Linked DNA regions of Homo sapiens: regions 1 and 3 are each linked to region 2. The links are chromatin loops, found by intact Hi-C in ENCODE. Cell type or tissue: OCI-LY7. All regions are shown on one strand.

Evidence for each region. A loop is a pair of places that touch in the nucleus more often than their neighbours do. Peaks named below come from ENCODE experiments on the same cell type or tissue, not always from the same donor. Only the 100,000 strongest peaks of a DNase experiment are listed, where the experiment ranks them.
Region 1: it touches region 2 in a loop (5-fold over the local background); 1 of 110 quality-filtered maps calls a loop at or near these places.
Region 3: a loop joins it to region 2, with 2.8 times the contacts of the local background. A loop is called at or near these places in 1 of 110 quality-filtered maps.

What each region holds. Positions count from the first base shown.
Region 1 is chr7:70,406,347-70,411,346 of GRCh38, reverse strand. All of the region lies in intron 4 of AUTS2 (activator of transcription and developmental regulator AUTS2), which reads right to left. Among named protein-coding and RNA genes, the nearest start is that of GALNT17, 720 kb to the left of the region's middle. In OCI-LY7, CTCF peaks have their summits at 966 and 1,169; DNase peaks (open chromatin) are centred at 786, 1,106, 2,556, 4,446 and 2 weaker places; H3K4me3 peaks cover 3,557 bases; H3K27ac peaks cover 5,000 bases.
Region 2 is chr7:70,235,248-70,240,247 of GRCh38, reverse strand. All of the region lies in intron 4 of AUTS2 (activator of transcription and developmental regulator AUTS2), which reads right to left. Among named protein-coding and RNA genes, the nearest start is that of AUTS2, 640 kb to the right of the region's middle. RefSeq lists enhancers at 1,611-1,690, 2,011-2,180, 2,201-2,310, 1,619-3,003. In OCI-LY7, no CTCF peak of the experiment used is centred here; a DNase peak (open chromatin) is centred at 1,927; H3K4me3 peaks cover 1,023 bases; H3K27ac peaks cover 1,893 bases.
Region 3 is chr7:70,454,400-70,459,399 of GRCh38, reverse strand. The region is part of intron 5 of AUTS2 (activator of transcription and developmental regulator AUTS2); the gene reads right to left. Among named protein-coding and RNA genes, the nearest start is that of GALNT17, 680 kb to the left of the region's middle. In OCI-LY7, no CTCF peak of the experiment used is centred here; DNase peaks (open chromatin) are centred at 1,069, 1,659, 2,469 and 3,309; H3K4me3 peaks cover 2,449 bases; H3K27ac peaks cover 4,718 bases.

The DNA.
Region 1 (5,000 bases), 170 kb before region 2:
TGTGCATATCATGCAATAGAAATGAGCCGGTTGGCCTGACCACTGTGCATTTTCAGAGGCCAGGGGAATATATCATCCAGCAGTGCTCTTTTACAGGTACACGTCTCCCTTCTTCCTTTTTAAGGAGAATCCCATTTTTTTTTCAGGGCAGTGATATGTTTAATTAAAAATAATTGATTTCTGGCTGGGTGCGGTGGCTCGTGCCTGTAATCCCAGCACTCTGGGAGGCCAAGGCGGGCGGATCACCTGAGGTCAGGAGTTCGAGACCAGCCTGCCCAACATGGTGAAACCCCATTTCTACTAAAAATACAAAAAATTAGCCAGGCATGGTGGTGGGTGCCTATAATCCCAGCTACTTGGGAGGCTGAGGCAGGAAAATCACTTGAACCTGGGAGGCAGAGGTTGCAGTGAGCCAAGATCGCACCACTGCACTCCAGCCTGGGTGACAAGAGTGAAACTCCATCTCAAACATAATAATAATAATAATAATAATAACAATAATAATAATAATAATTTATTTCCTTAGTTCCTTCATATGTAGGGGATGACTATTTGATATAGTTCTGGCCAATGATTGCTACAAATCCCAGAAGAGACTGTCCTTACCTGAATAAAAAGGTAAACCCAGCCAGGCGCAGTGGCTCACGCTTGTAATCCTGGCACTTTTGGAGGCTGAGGAGGGCGGATCACTTGAGCCTGAGTTTCAGACCAGCCTGAGAGACATGGCGAAACCCGTCTCTACAAAGCATACAAAAATTAGCCGGGTGTGGTGGTGCATGCCTATAGTTTCAGCTACTCTGGAGGCAGATGTGGGAGGCTCAATCAAGCCCAGAAGATCAAGGGTGCAGTGAGCCGTGATTGCACTGCTGCACTCCAGCCTGGGCGATAGAGACTCTGTTTGAAATAAATAAATAAATAAATAAATAAATAAATAAATAAATAAATAAAAGACAAACCCTCCTAAGACAGAGCCTTTTGTACTTTCCAGATTTAAGATATGAAATCTGAAGTTCAACTTATGACTGTGAGGCAACATAAGTAATGACTGCATTCTACATGGGGAAGAGGTAGAGCAGTAATAGGAAGTGCTTCAGTTCCTAGTAGCATCACTGAGCTGCAGCCTAGGCCCAGCCTTCCTTTTACATGAGACAAACCAACCACTACACTGTTGCTCTCAGTCAAAATTAATCCCACCTGATGATGGGCAAAAATAATTAAAATATGCACAAAAGCTAATTATAAAGTTCCCTAAAACATACTTGCAAAAGTAGAGGGAAAAAGTTCTAACACCCCTCTACATCCCAGCCAACAGGAAAAGAAATGCTTCCTACTGCTAACTTCTTGAAGTGGATCTAGCTTCTAAATGCACTCAACTGTTCTCACTGTGAACACTGTTCAAGTGCGTGGGTCAGAGAACAGGTCCCTGAGTTGCCTGCATCAGAGTTTGATTTCCCAGTTGAATTGGCATTTGAATTTCCTTTAAGATTAAATGGATAACTTATAAAGGTGTACCGAAAGGAAAGTCTACCAATATTTACAGTCCTAAGCCCCTTTTCTCCAATCACTAAGTCACACCAGTCACTATTTTTATTAGCATAATACGTGAAAAATAACAATGTCTCTGCTTTAGAAATTTTAGTATAACGTCTCAGCTCAGAATGAAAGGCTAAGGCAGTTAAGATTTAACAGTTGCGTTTTTACGGAGTTAGGCTTTCCCCTCCCATTAAATGCTGGTCAAGATGACACGCCTCCTCATGTAAGCAGTGATTGCTTCCTCAAGTCAATAATACCCTACATCGCTCATGGAAGACACTGTCGGAATGCACACCTACACACATGTACAAGCCCACATGCACACACATCATGTGAGAAATCTTGAGAATTTCTGTATATACAATGTCCACAAACTGGTAAGTCTTTCTCCAAACTAATAACCTATATTCTCATCTATGTCCACACATTTGCTATGAGTTATTATACATACATAAATACACACACACACATATATATATATATACTAATACACCAAGTGATACTAGACAAGTACACAGCACACTCCTGACTTGTACATGCATGTACCTACATGCTTACGTATACCAAGTGATCAGTCTTGCTGGAGATTTATAACAAGGGGGTACATCCAGAGTGATAGACAGTCATACTTAGTGATAAATCTTTTCCAGACTATAGACATTTTCTTTGGTACCGTTGTCACAATCCAAAGTAGTGCCATAAGGTGGTGAGACCATTAGCCAAGATGAAACCTTCAGGGGCATGCATACCACTGTTTTCAAATCTGTTCCTTCATGTGACGTGCCAGTTGAAATTACTTCTACAACATGGTCAGAACCAACCTGGATAGATTTATAATGCTTCAAATTGCTATCAGCATATTTTGAGAATCATCTAGAGACAGTAGATAATTCTCTTTAGGTTGGAAAAACTGCTAATTCATATGCTTGTCGTGAAGTTTTTGAGGGCAAATGTTTAAATAGGAAGGCTGCAGAGCACAAAGCATGTCTGATGTAACCAGTGCAGCGTGCAAAGGAAGCCCACAGCAAGGTGTGTGGAAGAGCTTCCTATCTCAATAGTACACAGCTCCTAACTACTTCTCTCCATGATCTCTAGGTGTAAGAGTACCTGAATATTTTCACTCATTTGTAGCAAGCAGCTCCCTGCTGACTGGGGAGGTGGTGGGGGAAGTAATTTATGGCTGTACTTTGTCGGCAAAAGTGTGATGATTATCAGGGATTGTATGCTGAGCACCCAGAATGCACCAGGTGCTGTAAGCACTAGATGGGTGACAACAGTTGCTGTTTTTAAGGGGTTAAGTGGACCCTTTCCTGTTCTCTCTGCCCTGATTAGACCTCCCTATCTTCCTCCATTCCTTACTTCTTTGACCTTTCTCATAATGTGCCCTCTTACAGGCAGAGGAATGGCATTCATTCTCCACCACTCTTGAATGTCCCCACTGTGGTTCTGCTTAAGAGTTTCCTCTCATCCTAATGTGATTCTCACTGAGCTCACCCTATGAACCATTTCCTGAGCTGACCCTACGATCACTACCATACCAGACCCCTTCCTTCCCAGTGCTGGGAATTTAAAAGGTGGGAAAATTTTCAAGTGATGTTTTGTTTTCCAGCCACTGTATTCTTTTTTTTTTTTTTCCACAGGGTCTCGCTCTGTCACCCAGGTGGGAGTGCAGTGGTGCGATTACAATTCACTGTAGCCTCAACACCCTGGGCTCAAGCGATCCTCCCATCTCATTTTCTGACTTTTTTTTTTTTTTTTTTGAGATGGAGTCTCGCTCTGTCGCCCAGGCTGGAGTGCAGTGGCGCGATCTCGGCCCACTGCAAGCTCTGCCGCCCGGGTTCACGCCATTCTCCTATCTCAGCCTCCCGAGTAGCTGGGACTACAGGCGCCTGCCACCACGCCTGGCTAATTTTTTGTATTTTTAGTAGAGACGGGGTTTCACCGTGTTAGCCAGGATGGTCTCGATCTCCTGACCCCATGATCCGCCCGCCTTGGCCTCCCAAAGTGCTAGGATTACAGGCATGAGCCATCACGCCCGGCCCATTTTTTGACTTTTCTGTAGAGACGAGGTCTCATTTTGTTGCCCAGGTCGGTCTTGAACTCCTGGGCTCAAGCAATCCTCCTACCTTAGCCTCCCAAAGTGCTGGGATTACAGGTGTGGGCCACCCCACCTGGCTCACTATATTCTTTTTACTTTAAAATTTTATGCATCTTTCTAGGAAAAAAATCCACTGAAACTAATAAACAATCACTTTATGTGACGGGCATGTACACAAACACACTATAGACTTAGAACTTCAATAAGGCACATGGCTTTTACTTGGGTGTGATGCTGAGATTTTTATTTTTCAAGGGAACATACTCCCGACCGGTTCTTGTTATGCTGCTTTTTAAGAGAACCTAGCAAGAATGGTGAGTTCCATTGGTCAGCAAGTGGTAAGACAAGAAATCACCACAAAGACAGCTGCAAAAAAGAGCCTGGAAAAGCTGAGGTGGTATCACTGTAATTAACAGGGATAATTAACACAAGTTCTTGCACAATGCATTTGGTTTGAGGGGAGAGAGAAAATACTGGCTATCTGATTATGATTCCAAAATCTTCAAATTCTGACAAAATTCTGGCTAAACCTGCTGCCAAACCTACTTGCATCCTGTATTACCTCCTCAGCAGCTATCAACTGGGTCCGCCTCAAAATGTCAGCTTTCCTCTGCATAACATGGGAGTTATAACTGAGCTTAATCGGTGCCTGGATTTTCCGCAACTTACCGATTATTTGGCCAGCTCAGTTTTTGGCATATGCAGGAAGTCCTTGATGTCCATAAGGAGAATGACAACTTAACAAATCAGTAGGTTTTGGGTACTTATGGGAAGGTTGAGAACAGGCCAGCTGCTTCCTCTATTGGAGGTGATGCATGGTTAATTTCTTTATTTTAGCATACTGTACACAGATGCGGCTGGGTTGTTAATTTTGCTTTGCTACCAAGAGTTACAAGATATCAGCTATCGGCTGATTTATTTGAAATCCTCCCTGGAACGCATCAGAATTTTAATTGTTTCCTGAATTTCTGCAAGAGAAGACGAATTGATGTCACTGGGAAATGCCTTGGGTCCCTGCTGACTGCAACTAACTCCCAGTGACTGATTTCCAATTGATACAGATGAGGCCTGAGAGGAAGCACACATAGATACACCCACGTGAGCCCAGCAGCCTCGTAATGGCTAACAGAGATGATGGGGGAGACTAAACATTTCTTTCCAACAACTCATCAAGTACACTGTTCTTCTCAACAGATGTAACCGGCGGGGCCCAACATAGATGCTGGCAGAAACAGATGGTGCCGCGGGGCAGCTCTCTGTTCCCTGCTCCCTAGGTTGGGCTCTGCAAGATGGGGAAGAGGGCTTGTGTGTGCAGGCGGGTGGGACAGGGCTGTGTTTTCCAGCAGCAGGTACAATCCATTTGTCACAC
Region 2 (5,000 bases):
GTTACATCAATTGTAGCCAGGGCTCTGAAAGAGGCACCATATTGAACCCAGCTGTGTTGCATTAAATCTCCTTCTATAGCCTACCACCTGTGCTCCTTGGCTACCGGGGCTGGGAGATTCTGGTTGCTAGGCTCATTGCTTAGTAGGAATGTCACGCTAGCCAGCTCAGGCAACCTCTAAGAACTACACCAGTCCCCAGTCATATCTCCTCCTTATTCTGCACTCACATCTCTGATTATAATATTCAGTGAGTCACTGATCCCATCTGGCCCAATGATTCCTTACCTACCGTTACTTAAACCACAGGACCTCTAAATATTCATGTGCTTATGCCGTACTTTCCCGATCGGCAATAGGAGTGGGACTCAATTTTCTTAGTATCTCCTCCATTCTTATGTACATTGCCTTACAGAGAGTAGGTGTGCAATAAATGCAATTAATTTTTCAAGAATTCCAAGTGGTATGATTCATGGAATGAACCTTACCACCTCTCCTTAAAAATTAGGTTGCAGGGGCCGGGTATGGTGGCTCACGCCTGTAATCCCAACACTTTGGGAGTCCCAGGTGGGCAGATCACCTGAGGTCAGGAGTTCAAGACCAGCCTGGCCAACATGGGGAAACCCTGTCTCTACTAAAAATACAAAATTAGCCAGGCATGGTGGTGGGTGCCTGTAATTTCAGCTACTCAGGAGGCTTAGGCAGGAGAATCCCTTGAACTCCGGAGGTAGAGGTTGCAGTGAGCCAAGATCGCACCATTGCACTCCAGCCTGGGCAAAAAGAGGGAAACTCTGTCTCAAAAACAAAACAAAAAAAATTAGGTTGCAGGGCTGGCTCTGCATGAATTCATATGGTAGGGGAGGAGAAAGGTAGAAGGGGTTAAAAATTAATCAATTAATTCTGATTTTCTAAACTAAAGAAAAGAACTGAAAAATCATCTTCTCAAAAGACATATGATGGGCCAGAGTAGGTAGTAGGGCCTGGGAAAGGAAGCAGCCAGAGAGACCTGATGTGGCCTGCCCCAAGACATGGGGGCTGGAGAAGATACTGGGGAGGCAGAGGGTTTGTAAAACATTTTTGTAAATTTTGTAGTTCATAAAATTATGGAGGAGAGGCTCTGATTGTTTAGGGATAAATCAGGAGCCCAGAAGAAGGAAAAGTGGAGGAGTCTGATGATTAAAGGACATCAAATAGTATCTGCTCAACGAAACTATCTGCTCAGGCATCTCTATTACATCGGTAACTGCCTCCCTCCTGCCAAGTTACCTCACAACCAATAAGAGCTCTATTGCTCAAAGCAAATACTTAATTAGGGAGTTCTACTAATTGATAAACTGACATCTGTCTGATCAGGCCTATAACCACACACAAACAAGTGCATGTACACACACACACACAAACACACATACACAGAAACACATCTCTCTGATGATGAGTGCACGCATATCTTGTTTCTCTGGAGCTCAGAAGTAATATAAATAAGGTGGGGGATTGTAAGAGAAAAGCTAAGAAGAGGAGGAAAATGACAATTTGTATTTACTAATAACATGCAATAAATCTTAGTCCTCCTACAGTTAAAAAAAAAACACTAATAATAAACTCAGAGGGGGTACTGTCTATAGGCAAGGAGGAGACATAAAATGTAAAGCATGATACAGTGGTGCTCAAAGTAGCCTGCTGAAAGCATCTGACTCCTTGGACAGGAAAGGGAGACTGGTGAGATCTAGAGAACTCTTAAAGTTAGAGAGAGGACTTGCTAAGCTAAAAGAGGAAAGTAAATAAGAAGGGAGGGAGCAGGCAGTCCACGATCTAAGAGGGGCAGCCACATGACAGATGCACAGGGCAGTAGAGGAAATGACAGCATTAGTGTTGGTCCTGTCAAAAGGCCTTGCCGGCAAAGCTAAAGCGGACAGCACTAAAATCCCCTCTGCTCACTAGGCCTGCTGGAGACATAATGAAACACAATACTGTTGGGGGTGGCCCCTGGGTAACATTTTCACTTCTACATTCCATTTTCAGTTTAGGTCGAGATTTTTAAGAAGACAGCAAGCAGCACTCGAGTCCCAGGTGACAAGATCTGCTCAGATTTAGTCTTTGAATGTTGCAAATTAAATTCCCTCATCAGGCCTCTAATCACTCTTACCAGATGGGGCTTGTGCTCAATTTTGGATCCACAGGAAATTTAATGGTTATTGTTTCTGTTTAAATAGGAGATTATTGCATTTTAATAAGTTCTCTTTGGGACTTGCAGCAACAATAGAGCACTATGAATTACTGTAGATAGCTGTTACTGCATGCTGGGGAAAAATCAAGTTACTAAGTGTGACAAGTTGCTTTTTCTTCCCTTCCAGCAATCGCTCCGAGTGTATTTACCACCAAATTAAGTATGTGCCGAGGGGATAATATTTTTATCCTGCCGAGGGGGAGAAGGAGCTTGTCTGTGGATTTTCATTAAAATGACACATCTGTTCAGCAATTTCACAAAGTAATTCTGCTGAAAGTTTTATCAGCTAATTTTAATTATTCACTCCAGTGGGTTGAATACAGGATTCATCATGTTGAATTAATACATTTGACGGGAATTTCACAAAGAGGGGGAGAAAAAGCAATCAACAAATTGAATTGTCATGCATTATGGATTAAATTGAGATTCTTTAATTAGGATAAGCCTGAGATTTGGTATTTTGAAGGTATTAGAAAGCTTAGCAATACAGTGGTAAAGATTAAGAAAATGCAATTAAATATTACACTTTGGACACAGCCAGGATATCATATGAGTAGAAGAGTCCTTTTTAGCAGAATGGTTAATAGTGTCAGTTTCTAGAATTGCTCAGTGGTGGAACTGCGGCCATGCCAATGAGAGACAGCTGCTGTTTGTTTACCACAGATGAATTAAAGGTAATTGTATTTTAAAAGACTGGAAGCTGACTCTCTTTAAACTACAATGAGATAATTGTGGCAGTGACAATGAACAAATAACTAGGAGATGCAAGGTTCAAGTTCTGGCCCTGCCATCACTACTTACATATGAGACTTTGAAAAATGCAATATTTTTTATTGAGCACCTATTACATGGAGACACTGTATTAGACAAGCAGGAATCAACAGTGAACAAGAAAGTCCCCTGCCCAAGGGAGGTCTAGAGTCTAGTGCAAGACTCCTCTCTGAGGGCTCAGTCTTTGTATCTAAATAACAAAGGGGCTGGATCTGATGAGTGTGCAAAGTCTGTTCCACATCTGACATTCTACACAAATTGCAATAAATAATTGTATTGAGCTTACTTTACGAAGGCAGTAAGTGGTAAGCAGGGAGATTAAACAGAGTAGTACAGAGAACACCAAGTAACAATTATTATTCTAGAGGCCCCCTCTCCCATGCATGCTGGCTTGGGTGATGAGTCTACATACACAGCATCCATAATGCTTTCTGCCAAAGTGGGATGGCAATGAGGGGGAAGGAGCACCATGTGTACTGGACAGAGAAAATAACAACGAGGAGTGGAATGCATTAAAAAGTGCATCAGGTGAGCCCCTAGCACTTGCCAAAAATTGTTTAGACTTGTAAAACTAAACAGAAGCTAAAAGTGGAAAAAGAAACAATTTTCACTGAAGATATCAAATACTTGCTGACAGAGGGGATACAGCTACCAGTCTGTGGGAAATAGTCTGAGATCCATTTCGGCTTTAGTTCCTAAATCGGCAATATACACATACAGATGAAGACCATGAACATTATAAGAGGAAGAAAAAGTACTTTTTATTGAGAAGACAGTATTAACCTAGCTTATCAAAAAGGTTGAAAATTGCTTTTTAGTTCCCCCCAAAATGTTCATTCACTCCATTTCCACCTGGCACAGTAGGTCACATATACTCACCAATGAAACTGTACATGCCATCACACTAGAAGAATCACAAATACTGTACTATCTCATTAGAGATATAAACAAATGAAATTATATTTTTGAATACCCAAAAGAAAACAACAAAACTATAAATTAAATTCATGGCTAATATGCCCATGTTTTAAAATTTTCTAGAAATTTTTCTAGTCATCTGTGTTCATTCATTCATTCAATAATACTTACTGAGTTTCGCTATGTACCACACACCACTCTGGATACTGGGGAGAAAGTGGTGAGTATGGCACATACCTCACTTTCAGGGACCTGACATTCTAGTCTGGGTTGGTGGTGAAGAATATAAAATGTTATATCGAATAGTGATAAGTGCTAAGAAAATACAGGGTCAAGGTAAAGAATAGTGAATAATATGAGTACAGTTTTACAGAGGGTGGTCAAAGAGGGCCCCTGTGAAGACAGGACATCTGAGTAGATGGGAGCCCAAGGTGGGCGGACCACGAGGTCAGGAGTTCGAGACAAGCCTGGCCAACACAGTGAAATCACGTCCCCCGTCTCTACTAAAAACACAAAAAATTAGCCCGGCATGGTGGTGGGTGCCCGTACTCCCAGCTACATGGTGGGCTGAGGCAGGAGAATCACTTGAACCTGGGAGGCAGAGGTTGGAGTGAGCCGAAATCATACCATTGCACTCCAGCCCAGGCAACAGTGTGAGACTCTGTCTCAAAAAAAAAAAGAAAAGAAAAGAAAAAAGAAAAACACAGGGGTGGAAGATAGGTATCCTGCTTTCATATCTATCAAGAGAAGCAGAGCATCCACCTAAAAACAGATAGTACGTATTTTAGTTATTACGTGATAATAAAGGTAGTATAGGAAAGAAAACAGTGTTGCAGCCTATAAGCCCCTCCCGGCTGGTGACACAACCAACATGCACACAATAAGCTTAAAACAACTTTAGGTTGGGTGGGGTGGCTCACACTTGTAATCTCAGCACTTTGGAAGGACAAGGCTGGAGGATCACTTGAGGCCCGGAGTTCAAGACCAGCCTGGGCAATATAGTCAGATCCTGTCTCCACACATTTTTTTTTTTTTAATTAGCCATGGGTGGTAGCATGTGACTACAGTCCCAGCTAATCAGGAGGCTGAA
Region 3 (5,000 bases), 220 kb before region 2:
CTTACAAAAAGAGTTGAAGGTACCACTTTTGGAAACCAAACACCTTCCATTTCTCCTGGGCGCTTATTCCAGAGTCTTCCTAATCAAGAACTACATTGTGCCTCAATTTCAAGGATGGTCAGCAAACATCATTTTCCCACCACTAAATGCTATGCAGAAAGAAATCTGTTCCCACAGAATCTAGTGAGACAAAGAAGAAAAAAGCCACATGACTAATGACCTGAAGAAAAGCATGGGTGTTTGTAATCCAAATTAACAACTAAGGGTAGGAATATGGCATCTGTTCTTCCTCACTTTTAGGTTTAAATGAAACTCAGTCTTAGTTCTCTCTCCCGGGGAAACCACACAACCACAGCTAATAATGAAGAGAGTCCTGAGCCATCCTATGTGTGGACTGTCTGCATTGTGGCTGTCTCTGAGGAGGCCCGGGTCGGGAGTAAGTTGCAGGGAGCGACAGGCAGCTGCACTGTCCATGGCCCTGAGATCTCGCAAGTGTCTCCCGTGTGGATGGAGCAGCTTGGTGCTATTCCCCCTCAGTGGTCCATGCTGCAGTCACGTGCACAGCACAATTGTCAAGAAGCTCCACAACAAATTCTGGGTGACACAATCTAGCGAGAAAACACAAGCTCCCACCAGACAAGGAAATGGCTTTTCCGTGTTTGGGTTTATTCCTAAAGTATGGTCCCCGAGGAGAAATTCCTGAAAAAATTCCCCACCAATTGCCTGGAAACATCAACAAAGGGAGAAGGGAGGTGGAACATGCCTCCCGCTTCCCTCCACCCTAAAAAACAACTACTTCCTGTTTAAGGATCAAAAAAAGAGAGGAGCAATTCACCTACTAAGAAAGCCCGGCCACTTGGCAGCCATCCAAGAATCTAAAACCTTGAATTTTGAAAACATAATAGACAAGAGAGTCAGCTTTAGAAAAGATTTCATCTATCAGCTAACAAGAGGCTGGGGTCATGAAGTAGGGTATTCTTTATACTTGAGAGACCATGCTAAAAATCTCAGAAACATACCAGAAGGACCAGAGCTGGGGGGAGCCAGGCGCAATGCTCTTAGCATGTAATAGAGGTTGCTGTTTCAAGGAGGCTTATCATTTCTTCTGACATCCTGACAGAAATGTGTAATATAGAAGTTTAGCAATGTGGGCAGGTTAAATTATACGAGGCAGAGGAAATCATTTCACTGTGAATTGGAGCATTGCTGTGGGCCACTCCAGGCTGAGCCGGCAGCCTCCTGCCAGGGCCCCCACTGCTCCTTCTAGAAGGAGGGGTGGCCTGAGGCAGACACAGTCTGGAAGAATGTGGGCTCAAGGGCTCATGTTTACTAAGTAACACCCTTGAAAGGGAATTTGGCGGTTGTGGGGCTTTGTGTTCAGCCTTTTCTAGGCCCCTCTCACTCTCTTGGAAATGGGAGGCGTGTGGCCTGAGGGGCCCTTAGAAACCGAGAGGAGGACACACAAGTCCAGTGGGTGTTCCAGCAAAACCCTCTGTTCCCCACCATTTCCTACACCCAGGAAGTAACAAAAAAGCACTGTTCAACAAAACGGCTCAGAAGATTCTGAAGGGCCTTTTAATCATCAGAGAAAGACTAAATTCCACTCAGTAAAATTTGAGTTTAGCATAGTTAACTGCAGCCTGAGTCTTTTAAACCAGGCATCTGCGGCTCTGTATGGGACACATCCCTATTGAGCAGACTGACTCATTTGTACCACCATGGTAAATTCCACTCCCTCCACCACCCCCACCTCTGTCCAATGCAGTCCATCCACAAGGCAGAAAAAAAGTACATATCAAGGCACCTTTCCTCACCAGGACAAAAAATACTTGTCTTTCCACCGTACTTTAGTCATATTGGTTGTGGACAGAAAAAATGAACACTGCTTCTGTGTGATTTGTGACTGGGTTTCCTGGTGGATTCAGAGAAGTTCCCTCCTCAGGTGAGAGGCACTGTTCCTCTGTTCCTACCCCTCCAGAAGGAGAGAGGACGTGTCTGAGGTGTGGACACAAGGGGAGGGAAATCATGATCCTCGGTGATCACTGGCATTTTTAATAAGGCGATGGCTACTAAGCACCACCTGTGGCATGCAGGACTTCATCACACCTAATTAAACCATTCCACGGGGTGGGTAAAGTGAGCCCCGTTTACAGGTGGGAAAACTGAGGCCCCCTCACACAGCTGGTGGGCACAGCCCCGGTCAGTTATTGTAGTTTCCACTACACTGAGCTGCCTGGAAGAAAGGGAACGTAAGGCTGTGTCCCCACACCTAGAGCAGCACTGTTCACTGTCACACTGACTGTCCCAGGCACAGGAGTAGTATCTCACACACACTCTGTTTTGGAGGACGCATTTGAGAAAATAGAACACATTAATAAACAGTCCTGATCAAGCACCTGCTTGGGGGTGGAGATGAAGATGACTTCCTGAGCTCAACTTTCAGGCTTCTCCGGCAGCCGCTGCCCCAAAGTCAAACTGCAGGAAGTCGCTGCAGGGAGGCAAGGCTGCAGGGGCCCAAGCAAGTCACACTTCACACTCCAGGGCCCACCAGCTGACATGTGCAGCCAGGTGAAATCAGGTTAAAAATCAACATCCAAGGTGGCTGCAGCTGGGAGGAGAGGTCATCAGAGGTGGTTGTGTGGGATTGAAGGGCTGGGGATGGAGAGGCAGAACCCCTTCCAGCCACAGTGAGTGGAGCCAGGCTGGGATGGCCCAGTTGTGTGCTCTGAACACCTATGGGTGGACACCTAGATCCTCCAGCCAGAAGGCTGGCCTGCCTGCCCTCAGCAGAGAAGTGTGCCCAGGGCCACTGCCTTCAGTCACAGTGCAGCCCTGCTAGTGGCTTCTGGCCCCTTCCCAGCTCTTCTGTCCTGTCTATGTGGTCTGGAAATCTCGCTGATATTGGTGTCTCTGAACACTTTACAGTAAGTGGGCATTAATTAATGCTAAATGACAACAGAATTTCTCCCAAATTGCACATGACACTCGCATTAAGAGCAAACATGTTCATTTGGATAGATGTTATTACGGTGAGTATCACAAGAATTAACAATGATTTGCTAATGATATGAAGTAAACACTCTTTAAGAGTTCCCTTTAAGTAAAGTAAAAGTAAAAGTAAAAGCTTTTAGGTGTGATTGTTAATTGCAGTAACAATTTGGCCATGGCTATGTAAATCTTACATGGATGGAGTTGGTGGGAAGTGGCTGGGGGCACCAGAGCCAAAGCCAGTGGGCCAGTCTGCCCTTGAACTTCCGTGCTGGGTTAGGGGGAAGTTGAGGGTTTTTAAAGCACCATGATGTGCATACATATAACCTGTGCATAAACATCTTATTACATCCTCACAGCAATCCTGTGAGGCAGGTATTAGTACCACACTAGCTTTAAAGCTGAGGATACTGAAGTTTAGAGGCCGGTAGGTGACTGACAAAGCTCACATGGCTAGTAAGTAGCACAGCTGTTACCAAAAACAGGTTTCCCTGACCCCAAAGCTCATGGTTTTCTCCTAAAAACTGTGTATTTGCCAGGCAGGCTATGCATCAGTAGTCCCAGGGTTGCTTTTAGAAATATAGATTCCTGTACCTCACCTGGAAACTTCTTTTTTTTAATTGTAGCGACAGAGTCTCACTCTGTCACCCAGGCTGAAGTGCAGTGGCATGATCACAGCTCACTGCAGCCTTGAACTCCTGGCCTCAAGTGATCCTCCCACCTTGGCCTCTTGAAGTAGCTGAAACTACAGGCATGAGCCACCACACCTGCCTAAGAAACTTCTGAATCGGAATGTCCAGGGTATTGCCAAAGTGCCTCTCTGAGCACAGCACTCTGAGTGACTGTGATGTGTAGCCAGGTAGGGAACCACCTCTCCACGCTCAGCTGCTGGGAAGTCCCGCGTTCCTATCTAGCTGCCTACCAGGTATTCCATGTCTTCTTGTACCCTGCAGGCCAGGTCATATTTGGCTTGCTAACAATCCAATCAGACGAATGAGCCAGGGCCAGGCACAGATGCTGCGGGCATCTTCACTCTCCCCACTTCAGTCCTTGCCATTGCCACCTGTAGCACCCAAGATGAAGGCCACCAGGAATAAGGTGGTCCAGGCCCCACCACAAGCACAGTGGAAATAAAGCTGCATGGTTAGGGGCTTCTTCCCACCCACCCCAGGGTTTGGGAATATGACAGTAATCTTACTATTACCCACAATTCCCCTGACATTCTCCATCCATTATGGGCATTACATTCAGGAGTGAGAACAGTACCAACTTCAGCACCAAAGGCTTGCTCCTAAGTCAGAACTGGCAAACGAACATAAACAAACAAACAACAACAACACATGGGTATGTGGAAGTCTGTGTGGTGGGTGTGGCTGACAAGGGAAAGGGAAGCAAAGAATCAACAAGGGTACTGGACTCCCTCCACCTGGCTTTAGGCTATGAAGCAGCAGTGGGCCCTACTGTCCAGTGACAACAGGAACAGCAGCTCGTGGAATGGTCTAGAGCTCAAAGCACTCCCGAGGCCTGCATTTCATCTTTGCCACAGCCTTGGGAGGTATGAATTCTTGCTGAGGTTCTAGAGAGGTCCAGTAGTGTGCTTTGCACAGCAGCAGGTGGTGATGAGGTCTGCACCTTCAGAATCCAAGACCAAACCTTAAGCCCACTTTCCTCCTCAGTGGATTCCAGAGATAGGCAGAGTTAGAAACTCAAAGGCGATGGTGGTTTATCAGTGTGACTGAGCAGGGAAACGCTCAGTCGCAAAGTGCTGGGATTACAGGTGTGAGTCACCGTGCCCGGCCCGAGTAGTTACTATTACGGGCCACATCATTCTAGGTATTTTATATATAAATTTTTATTTTTTGTTTTTGAGATGGAGTTTTTTGTTTCACTCTTGTTACCCAGGGTGGAGTGCAATGGCGTGATCTCGGCTTACTGCAACCTCTGCCTCCTGGGTTCAAGCGATTCTCCTGCCTGAGCCTCCAGAGTAGCTGGGATTACAGGTGCCTGCCACC